2 separate regions of the Homo sapiens genome follow, and region 2 is linked to region 1. The links are chromatin contacts, found by Hi-C or POLR2A ChIA-PET in ENCODE. All regions are on one chromosome and are shown on one strand. The core of a region is the stretch at or near the end of the contact, and the rest is flanking DNA. Distances in the headings are between cores, read along the strand shown. Region 1 overlaps MSI2 (musashi RNA binding protein 2). Region 2 has its middle 37 kb from the start of CCDC182.

Region 1 (6,429 bases), core at 2,164-4,663:
TCAGCTCTCAGGGAGTCATTGTGGCTGCTCAGGCCACTTCGTTCTTCAAGTCCCTGCCTGATTCAGGCTAAATGAAGGCCGTATGGGTCAGGCTCACTCTGCCTCCCTCCACTCAGTGTATATGTAACCTCAGTACATTCTTGCTCTTAAGATGCCACCACGGCCACCCAACCACCGAGAACGTGACTTTCGCTTTGACTTTGGAGGTGAATGTCTGTGGTCATTTTTTGGCTGCCCAGCCCCTGAGCCTCTCCCTGTGTGTAAGTCTTGGAGAGAGGCCCACCCCCCCGGCCATCACAGAAGCTGAGAAGGCCTCAGGGCTCTTCCTGGGGCTGGAGGCTGGGAGGCAGGCCTGTGAACCTGGGCTCGACAGACGGAAGCCCTCCTTAGGATCTGCCTCTGGAGCTGGTAGGGCAGAGGAGGAGGGACTGGCTCCGAATTTATTCTGGTGTCAGTAGCAGAATCTGGCATCCAGTGTTGGCAACAGTGGCCCCCTGACCAGGTCATTCCTGAGTTGTCCCCTTGGCTAGGGCTGGGGCTCTGACCACCCAGCTCCCCCAGTTCCTGCCTGTTTTCTGAGTCCTGTTCTCCAGCCATCCTGTCAATTCTCCAGCACTGCCCAAGCTCCTTCTAATAATCTCCTTTGCTGCTTACAGCAGCCAGGGTTGTTTCTGTTGCTTGTTATCAAAACACTGGCAAACAATTACTTTGATGAGTGGACTTATGACAGCCTCCAGGCTCTCCAGCAATTGAGGGCAACAGTGACACTTTCCACGGGTGTCTCTGCCCTTCTACACAAACCCTTTAAAAACATCCCTACACACAGCTCTGGGGTCTTATCACCCACCTGCTCAGTGGCTTCTCATACATCACACTGACCACTTTCTGACCCTGCAAGTGAGGGCTAATGGAAAAGGATCCCTTACTAAATTCCACTTTGCCTGCACTCGGCAACAGGAGTCAGAGTTTGCTTGTCATCCTGCTGCCTACTCAGAGCTTTTGTGCCTTGGAGGTGGGCTCCACCGTCCCTCACTTCCTGGTGGATGTTGGTGTTGTAGCCTCTGCCTAGGATCAGTGGATCTGCCACCAGACCTAGAGCAGAAACTCACGGGTCTGAAGTCAGGAGACCTGGGTTCCAGTCCTGCCTCTGGCCCCCAACCATGCCCTTGGGGGTTGTTATGATTTGATGTATGTGTTTCCCCCAAATTTCTATGTTGAAATCTTAACCCCCAAGGTGATGGCCTTAGGAGATGGGGCCTTTGGGGTGTGATGAGGCCATGAGGTGGAGCCCTCATGAATGTGCCCTTAACAAAGAGGTCACAGAGAGACCCTCACCCCTTCCAACACGTGAGGACACGGTTAGAAGGGGCCATCTATGAGGAAGCGGGCCCTCACCAGACACAGAATCAGCCAGCACCTTGATCTTTACTTCCCAGCCTCCAGAACTGTGAGAAATAAATGTTTGTTGTTCATAAGCCACCTCGTCTATGGTAATCTGTGACAGCAACCCGACTTAAGATAGGAGTCTTCCTTTTTCTCTTGGAGCTTAGTCTTGTCACCTGTAGAAAGCCTTGTGGGTCCCTTGCAACAGTGACGTGCCCAAATTCTTGAGTGAGACCAGCTGTGGCTCCTTTCCCTTGCTTCCCCCAGAACCTTCCCAAATTTGCAGTCACAGCTCACTCACTGAATGGAACTGTCTCTACCTCCACAGGGTCTTGCCACCTGCTCCTTCCTGTGCACTTATTTCCCGGTGCTTGGTGACTCATTGACAGAAGCCTGCCCAAGCGAGGCAGAAGGACCCAGCAGCTCTGCACTGACTGCTAGCTAAGGAGCAGGAGCCCGGTGGGATGTTGAGCTCAGCAACCCGACGGAGAAAGAAGGAAGGAAGAACAGCAAAGGCCAGGGCTCAGATGCCTTAAATGGACACATGCATACTGGCGCCTTCCTTCGTATTTATTTCGTGGCTAGGCAGCTCAGTTCTCCTCCAAATTAATCACCTGCTAGCAAATCAGATCTTGTACTAGATTTCTTATACCATGATTTCAACAATATTGATAAATGGATTATATGCAAACAGCCAAGTCATGGCTGCCTAGGGGCTTTCCAGATGAAAAATGGCTCCTTTGCTTCTAACTTCAGAGCTGGGGGTCTTAAATATTTTAGTGTTAATCTGACAGCAAAAGCATAAGCCTATGTGTCACCTTCCCTCAGGGAGGGTGGGAAGTGGCAGAGCAGCCAGTTTCTCCCTGCACTTAGGTGACAAATACAATGCAATTATACCTGCTTTCTTCCTGGCTTTCCTACAAGGCTTCAACGAGAAAGAAGAAAAGCATGGTCAAGTTCACCCCAACTTTGGGTCTCACCCCACTCTTCCTGGACACATCAATACTATAGTCTCCCAAACCACAAAGATGAGAATTCGGCATCTGCCAGAGCGGGGGATCTTATCTCCACCCCCAATCGCCGAACATCCTCTAGGTCAGGCAGATGAAATCATAAATTTATAATACAACATTACTTCAATTTTCCTCTTCATTTACTGCTGTGCAGCCCAGCTCTGCTCGAATGGTTCACAGCCCCAGCCACACGGGGGAAATTGGCTGGCTGCATATCAATAGCACATTACAGCAGACCCGTGCAGACGCTCCGTCAAGCCACATTACGGTGGGATGACCCAGCCACCACTTCCATTAGCAGCCTGGCCCCTCCCACACTGGCCACTGCACAATTTATCTGCTCCAATACTCTGGACGCCTGATCAATCCCACAGTAATTATCTCTTGTCACTAAAGTAAAAAAAAATCAAGGCTTCTGCCAGGGTGACCACCTCTCTTGCAGATCGGCTTTCCATTGCAGAAGCAAAAATACAGAAATCAACAATAGAATTTGGATTTGCCACTGAGCTCATTTTGAGTCCCCATTTTGGGGATGCTGACAAAGTTGTCAAAACTGTGGTTCTGGTTCTAGATCTTTGCTGCAACCCTAGAGATGTTTCCCTTCTAGACGGGTCCATGACTCATCTTCTCCCGGGCTCTGTTACTCAGCTACTCAGAGTCATGGAAAACGGCTCCCACCAGGCCCCAGACTTGAAAGAGACAAGAGACAGGGCTGTTTATCCAGGGAACTGCCAGAGTGTGACATATCTGCTGCGTGATGTTTAGAGCACTGCCTGGGGCACCTCATCGGCTCCATGAGGTCTGCAAACAGACTAAACACCAAGTGCCAAGAGTCCTTCCTAGGCAAGGACGCGAAGGCTAAAGTCTACAAAGATGCTTTGCCCCCAGAATCACCCTGAGTTGCAGGGGCTCCTCCAGACCTGCGCCGTCCAATTTAAATTTAATTCAAATTATCTAAAATGAAAGCTCCAGTTCCTCATTCGCAAAAGCCACAACTCAAGGGCTCAGCAGCTACCGTGCACAGGCGGCTAGTGATATTGGCTAGTGCAGACAGGACCTTCCCTCCCTTGCAGGAAGTTCTATTGGACTGCACTGCTCTACAGGGACAATGAAGAGCTGAATTCTGAGTTTCCTCTGTCCACCAGGAAGCGGCTAAACAAAGGAACACTTCCTTGAGAATAACCTAAACAGATATTTTTGGGAAAGCCAGATCCCCGTCGAAATTGAGTGTAGATATGTGGTTTTAAGTTCCAGCCAATCTCCAATCTTTTGATCTGTTAGTGAACGCCAGCAGATTACAGCTTCCTAGTGCCTGTTCTTAACGATACTTTTTTTTTTTGCTCACATTTCAGGGGGCTTAATGTCAGGGAACACTGAGTCAGGACTTCACGCGGGGCTTCTCAGTACGACTGCACCTAAGAATGCTTTTGGCTAACGTGCTTTAGCTGATCATCAGCCTCTCTTCGTTTCTGGGCCTGCTAGGGTGAAGCTTTTCTTTGAGGGCTCAGCAATGTGCTATTTCTCTAACACTCGTATCAGCATGTTAAATAAACAGCATGTGCCCAACGAGGCCAAGAAAGTTAAAGGCAGTGGGATTATGTGGCAGAGAAGGCTCAGAGAAATAAAATATATCAACAATCATCATGTGTTTGCTTTTATTAAGTTCACCTTCATTAAGAAAAATGAAAGAGATTCTATCACATTGAGCTGGATAACTGTGGGCACCTCTTGGTGCGGTGCCGCAAAGTCTGAGGGGCTGCACGAGACCATTTCTGTTTTTTTGTTTGTTTGTTTTTGAGATGGAATCTTGCACTGTCACCCAGGCTGGAGTGCAGTGGTGTGATCTTGGCTCACTGCAACCTCAGCCTCCCGGGTTCAAGATTCTTCTGCCTCAGCCTCCCGAGTAGCTAGGACTACAGGCATGCGCCACCATGTCCTGTTAATTTTTGTATTTTTAGTAGAGATGGAGTTTTCACTATGTTGGCCAGGCTAGTCTCTAACTCCTGACCTCAGGTGATCTGCCCGCCTCGGCCTCCTGGGAGTAGAGGCATGAGCCACTGCACTGACCTGCAAAAGACCTTTCCTAAGAGTCTTAGGTGACTCTGGTTTTGTCCGGCTCAAAGGTGGGAGACCTGGCCTAAGGATAACCCCTCCTCTTCTCTTCTACATTCCTTTTAAGGAATTCCCATTGGGTTGATTATTCTGTGATTCTGTCAAACGCTGTAAAAGCTAAAACCAAAACAGGTGTAGGTTTTCCCCAAGGATGTCTGCAGCCATATCAACAGAGATCAAGATAGAATAACTGTGCAACTATATGCTTATCAGCCTCCCTCTGAAGAGACCACCCAGAGTATGGAGAAAATCTTAAATGATATTTAAAAATTAGTTCCACAGTGTTCGAGTCATTTGCAGACCAGTGTGCTGGTTGTCTCAGACTCCTCACTAGAATGTCAGCTCCCTGAAGTCAGAGACTTAGTTTTCTGCTGCATTTTCAGCATCTAGAACAGTGCCTGGCACTTAGTAGGTACTCATTTAATAAATATTTGTTGAATGAATGAATTTTAATGTTTTAATGGTTTATAGTCTCACTTCTAAAAAATCCCTAGAAGTGCTATTTATTTTTCCACTCTTTCAATAATAAAAGTTTAAATCATGGAAACCTCGTCTAATTTCATTGGTTAGTTAACTTTAAGAAAATGTTTTTCTGCATGAGTCAAGTTCATCAGCCAGATTGCTGTTGGTGAGGATGGTAGTGCTTCCAGGACTAATATGCAGGCATAGTGCTCGGTGGAGATGGTGACCCATGTAACTGATGGGGTCATGTCAGGCCATGCTACCAAAAGATTTGACTCTGCCTGATGCTACACTACCACTTTCGAGGGAAGAAGCAAGAAGAAAGAGAAACAGTCTTTGATGACAGAGTCAAGGGCTTCCATCATAGCACAGCAAATGGCAGTCTCCTCGCTTAGAGAGTCCATAGACCCAGAGGGCCAAGCTGGGCCAATGGGCAAAACAGAGGGCAGCCCAGGGAGTTCCCAGTGGATGCTTTACAGAGGGCTCAGGAGGAGGCTCTGTGATGGCTGGGGAGGCCTGTATCTCCTCAGATACAACTTGACACTGCATCTGATTCATCCCTTCTGCCTGGACCTCTGGCTGAGCTGGTTCCTGGCTGAAGGACACATTTTGGGACATCTTAGGAGACCCTGCTCAGTGCATATGGATGGCCTCACCACAGTCACTGGGAAATTCAGGAGGGCCCAGGGCTGATGAGGCCTGGAATCCAGCACACAGATCTTTGTCAGAAGGTGGCTACTCAAGAATAATCCAAACTCCTTGGGCTGGGAGTCCACAAGGAGAAAGAGGCCGCAGTTGCCACAGCACAGGTCACATTCGTGAGTCTAGCTAGGTTCTCAGCCTTGGGTGGTAAGGAAGTCCAAGTGGTAGGGCTTCCTAGTGCCTTGTTAATAACAACTCCCAGCTTGAGTACATGCTACGATACCTTGCTGATTTGAAGACACACATCTTTTCCACACTTTAACTTCTCTGAAAGTGGGATCTATCTTGCAGCCAATGTGATAAGAAAGCATTATGCGGTTTAATTAATAGCATATTTTTTCTTTCTGAAGAGTACATGAACATACATCTTACTAGCCATGGCATCTCAGATTAGACTAAATACAGCATTTACCAGGCAAGATACAGTTGCATTTATCCCTGAACAACCCCATGAAGTAAGATTATTACCCCATGGGTAGGATAAATGAAGAATAGAGAGGCTAAGCCACTTGCCCCAAATCACACAGCTGATAGAGTGAAGAGTCCAGGTCTGCTGATTCTGAAGTCCCAAGCTCTTGCCTCTGGACCACACGGCCTCCCTTGCTGGAGCCCTGCTCTGGCTAGGGCTGACCCCATCCATTCCATCCAAAGGGTTCTCTACTTGGTTAGAAGAAGACTAGTGCCTCTGTGACCTGGGGTTGGGCTGGATAGGGTCTGGGGTTAGGCACAACCACAGCTACAGCAGGCAAAAGGCAAA
Region 2 (6,255 bases), core at 1,346-3,845, 160 kb before region 1:
CAGGCGGAATCATGCTCAGCACACTCCACCAATGGCAAGGAGGCCAGTGCGGCTGGAGTGACGTGAGCACGGGGAGGGTAGGAGATAAGGTTGGAGAAGAAGCCAGGGGCAAGACCACATGTGGCCCTGGAGTCCGTGCAAGGACCCTGCATCCTCTTCTCTTAGTGAGAAGAGAAAGCTTTGGAGAGTTTAAGCCAAGGAGTGACACGATTCAGCTGTTGTCATAAAAGACTCTGCTATGTGGAAATGTCCTCAGAGGAACAGGGTGAAAGCTGGGAGCCCAGCCAGGAGATGGCTGTGGCTGGGACTGGGGGTAGCAGTGGAGATTTCAAGAAGTGGGCAGATTCTAGACACATCTTGAAGGTCAAACTGATTGAATTTGCTGATGGATTGGTGGAAGGTGTGAAAGAGAGACACATAAGGATGAGCACGCTGTTTGACCTGAGCAACCAGAACTGTGAAGTTACCCATATTAGGATGGGAAAGATTTCTCAGGAGAAACCAGTGAAGAAAAAAAACGATGGGAAAGGCAGGGAGGAGAGAGGAATCAAGAGCTCTGTTTGGACATGTTAAGTTAGATGTCGATGGGGCACCGAAGTGCAGATGGTGAAGAGGCTGCGGGATATGCAAATGTGGAGTTCAGGAGAGGTGCTCAGCTAGAGATATGCATGTGGACAGCGTCGTTGTGCAGCAGTTAAGGCATAAGGCTGAGAGGACGCACAGATACAGCAGAGGCTGGACACCGAGCCAGAGTGTCCTGATGTTTGGGGGTTGAGAAGAGGAGCTTCCAGTCAAAGGTGACAGAGAAGGACTGGCCAGAGAGGTAGGAGGAGAACCAGGGGTGAGTCGAAGGAAGAAGTGCTTCAAGGATCAGGAAGGAGCTGCCCATCAACTACGTCAGTGTCGCTGATGGGTGGAGGGGAGAGGCCTGAGAATGAGCCACGGGATGAACGGTGTGGGTCATGGTGTTTTTGACAAGGGCAGGGAAGGTGAAGTGGGCACAGACAGTTGATTAAGTGGGTTCAAGAGCTAACAGGACAGGAAGGGAGTCACTGAGCGTGTTTCAAGAAATTTGGCCCTCTAGGGGAGGAAAGACATCCGGTGTAAGGGGCTAGCTGGAGGGAGATAGGGTGCAAGGAGTTTTTTTGTTTGTTTGCTTTCTTATATGGGAGATGTTTCAGCATGTTTGTAGTTAATAGATATCCAGTGAAGAGGGAAGATTTGAGAATGCAGGGCTGAGCTGCCCTAAACATAACTTTCCTCCCTTTTCTTTATTGTACAGCTTAGAGCATTGATCAATGTGTTCAGTAATTGTTTGTGGTTGATGTTTCTGTGAATATCTCTGGCATTTATTTCCCCTTTAGGCAAAGTTGCATGTCCCTCAAATGTGCCCATGCGACCAGATCAGATCCATTTAATGATGAAAATGCTTTGAAAAAACAAATCCCCTGACTTTTGTCTACCAGACCCTCTCAGTTGTTCTATCACTTAGTTGTAGAGGTGTCAGCTGAATCAATAATAATAAGCTACTATTATTGAAACCTTAGGATGTGCTTTACATGAATTATCTCTGTAAAACATCACTGTGATGCAGGTACAATTGATGATCTCAATTTAATGAAGAAACAGAAGCTTCAGAGGTTAAACCATATGTCCATAGCGGGGCAGGCGGTGCATGGTAGAGCCAGGTTCCCAACCAGCCCCCGTTGACCTAACCAGGACGCCCTAGAGAACTGCCCCCAACCCAGAGGGGCTGCGGCAGACCTTGGCCACTGCAGGCAGACTTCAGTACCGAGAGACTGCATCCTCTTCCCGCCCGTCTGGGCGACCCGCTGTGCCAGGAAGCAGCTCCGCCCCCTCCCCGACCTGGCTGTGCGACACCACCCGGGCTCGGGCAGCAGGGGGCGCTCTGCTGTCACGAGAGGCGGACCCAACGCGCCGAGAGCCTGGCTCCCGGACTGCGACGACTCCCTCCCCCGCCACCCACACCCCCAGGCTCTCCCCTTCCTCATTCTGCATCAGAGTTTGCTGCTGCTGCTGCTGCTAGCAAAGCTATCTCTATGGAGATTTGTGAAAAACCTCTGCTCTGGTGAAAGGGTCGTGGGGTAGGGGCGGGGTAGAGGTGGGGGGTGGTGGCCCATGGTTTCAGGGTGTTGGTGTTAAAATAGTGGGGACCCGGTGGGGACAGCAGGCTAAGGCCCTCGGCTATGCCCTGGGTCTGGCAGGTGGTAGGTGTCTCGCTCAGCTCCTGGAACGGGTAGATCCGCTGCGGGGCAGGCACTCAAACATCGCTTTGTTTCCTAAGTTCTTTCTGAGCAAGCTTCTTTCTAAGATCCCAAGCACTAGAACCGCTGAAATACAAATTCCTAGTTGGGAAAATCAGATTCCCGTATCTGCAGGGATGCAACAAAGAAGGGCAGCAGTGTCCTGTGGCTTTGAAGTGCATGTCACATGAAACAGGGCGAGGAGGGAAGCAGGTGGCATTAATCCTTCCCCGCCCTCCTCCGCCCCTTCTGCGAGGACACCACTGGCCATTTGCTGCCCTGGTAGCGGGGGAGGCACAGCTGGCCAGGGAGGCCCCAAATCAAAAGGAAGCCATGTGGGCTGGGCGCGGTGGCTCAGGCCTGTAATCCCAGCACTTTGGGAGGCCGAGGTGGGTGGATCACGAGGTCAGGAGTTTGAGACCAACCTGGCCAACATGGTGAAACCCCGTCTCTACTAAAAATATAAAAGTTAGCAGGGCAGGGTGGTGCGTGCCTGTAATCCCAGCTACTCGGGAGACTGAGGCAGGAGAATCACTTGAATCCAGGAGGCGGAGGTTGCAGTGAGCCAAGATCACACCGCTGCACTCCAGCCTGGGCGACTCCATCTCAGAAAAAAAAAGGAAGCCATGTGGTGGGTGCCTGAGCCTGGCGCCACCACAGCTGCTGGCTGCATGTGACAGCTCCAGTCCTGACCAGAGGGCCTCAAGTCGCATGGGAAGGAGGGGGTGGGGACACAGCTGCTCCCACCCGGAGCATGGCCCTCCTTAGCCCAAGCTGGGACCCACAAGCCCAGACCCAGAAGCAGAGATGTGAGGGAGGAGGAGCCGGATGTTTCCTCTTTCCAAAAGATTCCAGAATTGGCTTGGCTGCGTGGCCCCTTGCCCCTGCTGACAGCCCCCACACTTCCTGATTAAGTCTGGCTTCCCCAGGTGGCTGCTGCCCAGGACTCCCAGATGCAGCTGTGGGTGGCAGGAAGCAACCAGTGTCCTGGCATCACCCCAGACACAAACCTGGTCCCTGATTTGACAGCATCGCGTTGCCCTCCACCCACTGATGTGGTTAGAGCCACACATTGAGGGGCACAGAAAGCCCCCTCCTGCTGTGAGTTCTTTGCATTTTGCCTTTCCCTCTTGGAAGCAGCCAGTCCCAGAGCTGTCCTGATCTGTTTAGAACTACAGCTATTCCACCCTGCGCCTGCCAAGTGTAGCTGTACTTCCTGTGGACTAGATCTAAACAAACACAAAAATTCAAAGTGCGACAAGTATCAATCTCCTATCGAATGCGAAAAGTAAAGGAAGCACCTCACCCTCAAGGGACTTGTAATCTAGTTGAAGAGACGAGATCCAAATACGTGGGGAGTTCAGTATCTGGGAACAGTGAACATATCAGTTTCGACTACAGAAGAAGAGATGTCACAGGTCCCTTTGTGATTAATTATCAAGTGAGTGGTTCTGACAGTGATTGCTCCCCTTGTCTAGGGGAGAGAGGGCGTGCTTCAGGCTTTTGTGGTCAGGAACACTGGACTGGGGCAGGGGGCAGGGATGGTGCTGATGGGATGGAGGCCTGGGTTTGAGTTGCTTCTTGAAGGCTGAATGCATCAGAGCCTATAAATAGAACTCATGATTCTTTTTGCTTTGGAAAACATACAGACTAACCATCCTTTCTAGATTAGTGCCTGATTCCAGTTTACTGCCCTCCCGTCATCAGGGTGCTCAGAAAATGTAATTTGATAAGTAAAAATGCCTTTTATGAGAACCTATAATGTGCCAATTATTGCACAGTGTACATTACAAAAATTATTTCTGGTATTTTTTAGCAACACTTATTGGATGGCCATCCCCTACCCTAACCTACAAATGAATCAAATGGGGCTCAGAGAATGTAGGTATCTTTCCTGAGGTCACACATCCAGGTCAGGCATGGCGAAGCTAGAATTCAAGGCCTGTTCTTTCATACCCCAAAGCCGAGGGGCTGAGATTTGCAGAAGGGTCTGTAGCTGTTTTCCAAAGGGTTTCCCATATAGATGCCAAATTTCCCGCCTTCAAGCAGACCTCATCTCTTGGAGCCTTCCTAACATACTGCATGGATTGAGGACCCAGCTTTGATATTATTTCTTGTCTTTTTTTTAGGATAAGGGAAGAGAAGCCCAAACAAATAGGGTTGCTGCAGATTTCAGAATTGAACTGAAGGTCTGAACCAGAGGAAAATTTTCAGGAGGCAGGGATCCCAGTGACTCAAAAGTCCCTTGAGAGAAAATGGATGCCCCCCTCCCCCGTTCAGCTTTTTATTTATTTATTTATTTTGACAGAGTCTCACAAGGCTGGAGTACAGTGGCACTATCTTGGTTCACTGCAACATCTGCCTTCCGGGTTCAAGTGATTCTCCTGCCTCAACATCCCGAGTAGCTGGAATTACAGGTGCCCACCACCACACCCAGCTAATTTTTGCATTTTTAGTATTTTTAGTAGAGGCAGGGTTTCACCATATTGGCCAGGCTGGTCTCAAACTCCTGACCTCAAGTGATCTGCCCACCTCAGCCCCCCAAAGTGCTGGGATTACAGGCATAAGTCACCGAGCCTGGACCCTGTTCATCCTTGACCCTCTCTCCTCTCCCTCTCTCTTGAAGAGCTGGACCCCTGCTCCTGGAAGAAGCTGAAACCTCACTCTGTGGAGTGGGGAGAGGCTGGCCCTTTAAGCCCCTACCCACCAGGCTCTCAGCAGTGGAGGATGGAGCACGGTGAAGGAGCATGCGGTGGGGCTGTGTCCACAGAGCATGCTTCTGGCCTGTCAGTTTGGTGGAATGGAGTGTAAATCTCTCCTTTCCCTCTATTTGCTTTCCTGACCCTATAGAAATGAGGTGATTAACACCCACCTTCTCTTTTCTGTTTTCACGGAATCTCTGATCAACTTGGCACCTGTCTTAGTCTGTTTGGGCTGCTATACCTTAGATTGGGTGGTTTATAAACAACAGAAATTTATTTCTCACAGTTCTGGAGGCCGGGAAGTTCAAGGTCAAGGCCCTGGCAGATTTGGTGCCTCATGAAGGTCTGCTTCCTGGTTGAGAGATGGCTATGTTCTCACTGAGTCCTCATGTGGAGAAAAGATGATGGAACTCTCTGGGGCCTCTTTTCTAAGGGCACTAATCCCATTCATGAGAGCTCTACCCTCATGACCTCAGCACCTCCCAAATGCCCCACCTCCTGCTACCATCACACTGGAGGTTAGGATTTCAACATAGGAACGTTCAGTTCATGACAGCACTCTTTGAAAACCCCTAGAATTCAAGATGATATGCAGGTTCCCCCTCATGAAAATAAAACCAAGATGTTCTAGAACAAAAAATATATATGAATATAACAAAGAAAAACATAAATCATACACTCCTCTGAAGATAACTTTTGTGACATTTGGGTATCCTCTGGTTGTAATATTTCTTTTTAATACAACTCTGATGAAACTACATATGATTTTGTATCCTATTTATTCACTTAGCATTTCCCCAAATTATTTATAAATTCTTTGTGAACATCATTTTAGTCACTATATATCATATGGAAGTATCATAATTTCTTTTTATTTTATTTCATTTTTTGAGATAGGGTCTCACTCTGTTGCCCATGCTGGAGTGCAGTGGGGCAAACTCGGCTCACTATAATCTCCACCTCCTGGGCTCAATCATCCTCCCACCTCAGCCTCCTGAGTAGCTCATGCTGGAGTGCAGTGGGGCAAACTCAGCTCATTACAATCTCCACCTCCTGGGCTCAATCATCCTCCTATCTCAACCTCCTGAGTGACTGGGACTTACAGGCATGTGCTACCATGCCCGGCTGATGCCCGGTTGATTTTTTTTTTTTTTTTTTGTAGAGATGGAGTTTTGCCATGTTGGCCAGGCTGGTCTCGAACTCCTGGTCTTAAGCAATCCACCCGCTTTGGCCTCCAAAAGTGCTGGGATTATAGGCATGAGCCACTGTACATGGCCTCATAATTTATT

What was found. Hi-C counts contacts between places; a loop is a spot of excess contacts on that map. ChIA-PET counts read pairs that join two places held with the same protein, here RNA polymerase II (POLR2A). Pooled maps may share reads with other maps.
Region 2: a loop to region 1 is called in a pooled map, with 2.2 times the contacts of the local background. The contact joins two enhancer-like sites. A Hi-C loop is called at or near these places in 1 of 50 pooled maps. POLR2A ChIA-PET finds 5 or more read pairs at or near these places in 5 of 52 experiments (HEK293, OCI-LY7, Panc1 and 2 more).

What each region holds. Positions count from the first base shown.
Region 1 is chr17:57,619,960-57,626,388 of GRCh38, reverse strand. All of the region lies in intron 9 of MSI2 (musashi RNA binding protein 2), which reads right to left. Among named protein-coding and RNA genes, the nearest start is that of MSI2-AS1, 15 kb to the right of the region's middle. Within about 2 kb of position 3,413, at least 5 of the 41 ENCODE cell types and tissues checked have a DNase peak (open chromatin) inside an H3K27ac peak, as active enhancers do.
Region 2 is chr17:57,779,096-57,785,350 of GRCh38, reverse strand. No RefSeq gene overlaps it. Among named protein-coding and RNA genes, the nearest start is that of CCDC182, 37 kb to the right of the region's middle. RefSeq lists a silencer at 1,791-1,970. Within about 2 kb of position 2,595, at least 6 of the 41 ENCODE cell types and tissues checked have a DNase peak (open chromatin) inside an H3K27ac peak, as active enhancers do.